Linked DNA regions of Homo sapiens: region 1 is linked to region 2. Evidence: chromatin loops called from intact Hi-C (ENCODE). Cell type or tissue: IMR-90. All regions are shown on one strand.

What was found. A loop is a pair of places that touch in the nucleus more often than their neighbours do. Peaks named below come from ENCODE experiments on the same cell type or tissue, not always from the same donor. Only the 100,000 strongest peaks of a DNase experiment are listed, where the experiment ranks them.
Region 1: a loop joins it to region 2, with 30 times the contacts of the local background. A loop is called at or near these places in 14 of 110 quality-filtered maps.

The regions. Positions count from the first base shown.
Region 1 is chr22:26,363,568-26,366,067 of GRCh38, forward strand. It overlaps SEZ6L (seizure related 6 homolog like), which reads left to right. Exons shown (of 17, transcript NM_021115.5): 13 at 1,805-1,999. Among named protein-coding and RNA genes, the nearest start is that of ASPHD2, 64 kb to the right of the region's middle. In IMR-90, a CTCF peak has its summit at 1,065 (motif pointing right); a DNase peak (open chromatin) is centred at 1,084.
Region 2 is chr22:26,664,241-26,666,740 of GRCh38, forward strand. It overlaps MIAT (myocardial infarction associated transcript), which reads left to right. Exons shown (of 5, transcript NR_033320.3): 3 at 1,291-2,500. Among named protein-coding and RNA genes, the nearest start is that of MIATNB, 7.4 kb to the right of the region's middle. RefSeq lists an enhancer at 893-1,393. In IMR-90, a CTCF peak has its summit at 1,432 (motif pointing left); DNase peaks (open chromatin) are centred at 1,381 and 1,871; H3K27ac peaks cover 138 bases.

The sequences.
Region 1 (2,500 bases), 300 kb before region 2:
AGGACAGAATTCATGCCTTTGGGGAGCAATCTGGGTCTTGAAGGCATGCTTGAGATTCATCGTGCAAAATGAGACGCTTCAAACAACACGTTTATTATCTGACAGTTTCTGTGGGTCAGAAATCTGGGCATAGCTTAACATGTACACCCATGTTCATAGCAGTATTGTTCAGAGTAGCCAAAAGGGGAAGCGACACAAGTGTCCATCGATGGATGAACGAAAAACAAAGTGTGACACCTGCCTACGATGGAATATTAGCCTTGAAAAGGAAGAAAATTTTTGACACATCTTGCAACCTAGATGAACCTTGAGGACATTATGCTAAGAGAAAGAAGCCAGTCACAGAAGGCAAATACTATCTGATTCCACTTACATGCGATAACTAGAGCTGTGAACTTCATAGAGACAGAAAGTAGAATGGTGGATCCCAGGGGCTAGGGTAAGTTGTTTAACGCATATAGAGTTTAAGATTTGCAAGATGAAAAGAGTTCTGGACATAAGTTGCCCAACAATGTAAAAGTACACTAACCTACTGGACTGTACACTTAAAATGGTTAAGATGGTTAGTTTTATGTTATGTAGATTTTACTACAATTTAAAATTTTTTAAATAATAAAGTTTAGAATGTTTTAGGATTTGTAGTCCTGTGTGTGAAGCAATTTGCTGGCTGTCCATTCCATCCAGGTGCTGAAAAAGGACTAGATCTCACATGCGGCCTGGAATGGGTTAAACCTGCAGGTTCAACTCTCCAGTAAATACTGTGATCCTAACACCTTGGGAGGCTGTGGCAGGAGAATTGCTTGAGCCCAGGAGTTTGAGACCAGCTTGGGATGCATGGCAAGACCCTGTCTCTACTTTAAAAAAAAAAAAAAAAAAAAAGCCGAGTGTGGCGGGACACGCCTATAGTCCCAGCTACTCAGAAGGCTTAAGCAGGGGAATTGCTTGACCCTGGGAGGTTAAGGCTGCAGTGAGCCGTGCTGCACCACTGCACTCCAGCCTGGGTGTCTTAGGCTACCGGGTACTTTGTGTCTGCAGCTGAAGAGAGCAGTCACCAGATGGCAGTATGGGCTTATTTGTAATAGTTGAGGCCTTTTGTTGCCAGGCTCCCAGGCCCTGAGCTTCAGGCTTGCTCTGATAGGCTCATCTCCAATGAGGGAAACAGATAACTAATTCAGTACAGTACAGTGCATGCAGTGCTGGAGAAACTAAGAAGACTGACGACTCAATTCACGGTAGGAGGCATCAAGGAAGGCTTCCTGGAGAAGGAGAAATGAAGATTGAGTATTGAAAGACAAGACGTAGTCATAATGGATGCGCAGGTTAGGTGTCAGGTGAAAAGCAAGAAGAAGATTTCATAATTAAACACCACCACCGTCCATCATTTACTAAGTACGTATGACATGCCAAAAACAAAACATCTTAAGCATTTCCTTACTTACCTATTTTAGTCCTCCAAATTCCTAGGAGATAGATATTACTTTGATCGTCGTTATGCTAATGAGGAAACTAAGGATCAGAAAGGTTATGCCACTTGCTGGCGATCACACAGCTAACAAGTAACAGAACTCATATTTTAACCTTGATTCCTCAGCCAACTTCATTCTACCTTGCCTGTATGTAATCTGTGCCCAGAGGTGGAAGACAGAAAGAACAGTTTGAGAAATAGAAAACAGTCTGATGCAAGGTGGGGATGCAGAGAGAGGATGCTGGAGAGGCTGACCAAAGCTAGATCACACGGGTTCTGAGCAGGACTCCCCAAAGATTTGCATCATCTCATCAGAGCTCCTTCTGGCTTGCATTTCAGCGGAGGAGTCCCTGGCATGTGACAACCCAGGGCTGCCTGAAAATGGATACCAAATCCTGTACAAGCGACTCTACCTGCCAGGAGAGTCCCTCACCTTCATGTGCTACGAAGGCTTTGAGCTCATGGGTGAAGTGACCATCCGCTGCATCCTGGGACAGCCATCCCACTGGAACGGGCCCCTGCCCGTGTGTAAAGGTAAAGAAACCTACTCACCACACAGGGTCCACGGGGCCTGGAGATGTCAGGCTCCTGGCTCACAGGAGTTCTGAACTTGCTCTAAAAAATTGGACTAGGAGTTCGAGACCAGCCGAGGCAACATAGTGAGACCCCCATCTCTACCAAAAAAAAAAAAATTAGTCAGGCATGGCGGCACACACCTGTAGTCCCAGCTACTCGGGAGGCTGAGATGGGAGGATCACCTGAGCCTAGGAGGTCAAGGTTGCAGTGAGCCTTGATCATGCCACTGCACTCCAGCCCGGACAGAACGAGACTCTATCTCAAAAAAATTAAATTAAATTTTAAAATAATAGAGCTGAGCTGCTGTACTTCATTAAATCTAAGATGTCACCATGACTTTATGCACCACTAAAAAAGAAAAAAACATGCTGCCAATTATACTATGACACAATGTCTTCTCCTGGCTTAGCATTTTTATTTTTACTTACTAAAGGAGCTTTTGACCAGGCACAGTAGCTC
Region 2 (2,500 bases):
ACCTCGAGTGGTCGCCTCGGCCTCCCAAAGTGCTGGGACTATAGGTGTGAGCCACTGCGCCCAGCTGAGGCTCATACTTCCTGTTGCATGTCTCAGTAGTTCAATTCCTGTTCTATCCAATTTTATTGAGGCATAGTTTAAAAGTCATATAACTCACCCATTCAATGATTTTTAATAAATGTACCAAGTTGTACAACCTTCACCATAAATCAGTTTTGGAACAGTTCGGTTACCCCAGTAAGATCTCTCATACCCATTTACTGTTCATCCACATCCCATCCATAACCCCAGGAACCACAAATCTATTTCTCATCTCGGTAGATTTTCCTTTTCTGGATATTTTGTATAAATGAGATCATACAATATGTGTTCTGTTGAGCCTAGCTTCTTTCCCTCAGCATGATGTTTGTAAGGTTCATCCATGTTGTAGTATGTACTAATAGTTTGTTCCTTTTTATTGATGAGTAGATTCCCTTATGTGGATAAGCCAGACTTTGCTTTTCCATTCATCAAGATAGGGGATTTTAATTTGATCAGTGCTGCCTAACTGTGGTATATACATATAATGCTACAGGATAAATATGGCTTATATTTCTGGAACATAAATATCACACACAGATTTACTTAAAGTTTAAATCATTGAGTGGTGAAAATAATTTTTGGAACATGTACTGTGTGCCAGGCACTGGCTAAGCTTTGAAAATCATTAACTTTGGACAGGTGTGGTGGCTCATGCCTGTAATCCCAGCACTTTGGAAGGCTGAGGCCAGCGGACTGCCTGAGGTTAGGAGTTCAAGACCAGTCTGGCCAACATGGTGAAACCCCGTCTCTACTACTAAAAAAAAAATAAGTTAGCCGGGCGTGGTGGCACACATCTGTAATCTCAGCTACTTAGGAGGCTTAGGCAGGGGAATCACTTGAACCCAGGAGGCAGAGGTTGCAGTGAGCCGAGATCATGCCACTGCACTCCAGCCTGGGTGACAGAGTGAGATCCTGTCTCCAGAAAAAAAGAAAGAAAGAAAGAAAGAAAGAAAGAAAGAAAGAAAGAAAAACAATTAACTTTGAGTCACACATTGAGTACGTAGGAGTGAGAGAGCCACAGTTTCCTCCAGGTTTCTCTAGCCCCAAAGCCCATACCTTCCTTTGTACCCTCTAAGACGGTGTCAGCTAAAGGTCCCTTGAAACCTCCATCACCTTATTAATATCATGACTCTAGGTCCACAGAACGAGGGGAAAGGGTCACTGTGGATCAAGCCAGGCTCCTCTGAGCAGTCCAGGGTCTATTTACAGAGAGCAGCAAGTTCCTGGGACAGAGGAGACAGAAGGGAATTTCCAGGTTCTTCAGGACGTTCACAACCACACTGAGAAGCATCTTTGCAGATAAGTATTTAAACTTACCAGCCCATAGCCTACCAGCCTGCCCTCTTCTGGTCTGTGCAGGAAAGTGTAGTATCCTAGAATGCCAAAGTGGGAGGGGAAATGGGTGATGTAGCTCATTCTCTTTTCTACCTCTATGGAAGAAAGAAAGAGCCTGTCCCCATTTTGTGGGGTCCCAGAAAGGGTGATTTTCACACTTCACATTTGGCGTTAGGGCTAGTATTTCACAAACATTACCGTCTGGAACTTTTGAAGGCTGAGTTAAATGACTTCATCTTGTGTACTTGTAGAACTGCTATTAGAAGGAGGCTGGGGACTCCCTGATGATGTGAACCAGCCCTTCTCTTCTCAGTTTCAGCACTTTGTGATCATATTTATAAACCTTGGACAGGGCTCCTTGGCCTTAGAGTTAAGTGAAGAGTTAACACTGTGACTTTAGATGCATTTTTCTCAGTGTAAGTGTCTGAGCTCATCTCCAGTTCTGGACTCGTGCCCCCACTCCCGGGTGCTGACAGCAAGCTCTGAAGATATGCTGAGAGAGCTCCCTGACTCTCCTGACTCAGGTCTGCCAGTTGATGAAGACAGCACAGTTGTTACCAAAAACAAAACCTGGCAGATGGTCCTAGGTCAGGATTAGTGGTCATTCTCTGGTCTTCTCCAGACTGGTGACACAGGGTGGTCTTAAAAGAGTCCTAGTCCAGCCTCTGGCTCCCCGAATTTCCTCTGGTGCATGGGGCATCAGGAAAGGGCAGGGGAGAAGGAGGGGGAGCAGAAAAATAACTGAGGCTGGGCAGAAGGGTCCCTTCCATTTCCCATCCATTGCTTCAAACAATGGGTGATTACCGTGCACCTTGAGTGAATGTCAAGGCAGGAAGGGTTCCAGGGCCACCCAGTGTGGCAGGAGCAGAGCTGGGATCAGAATTCTGGATTCCTGACTCTCCGTTCAGCTGCTATTCAGCTATCACCAAGCTGCTGAGTTTGTCCTACTTTCTCCTGGGTCACATTCTGCTGTTGTTGGGAAACAGGGAGTGAGTGAAGGGAACCTGGGAACCCTTCTCCCCTCACCTTTTAAGGATGTTCTGGGGTGGAATAAAGAGAGGTGGAGGGTGGGGTGCCTGGGCCC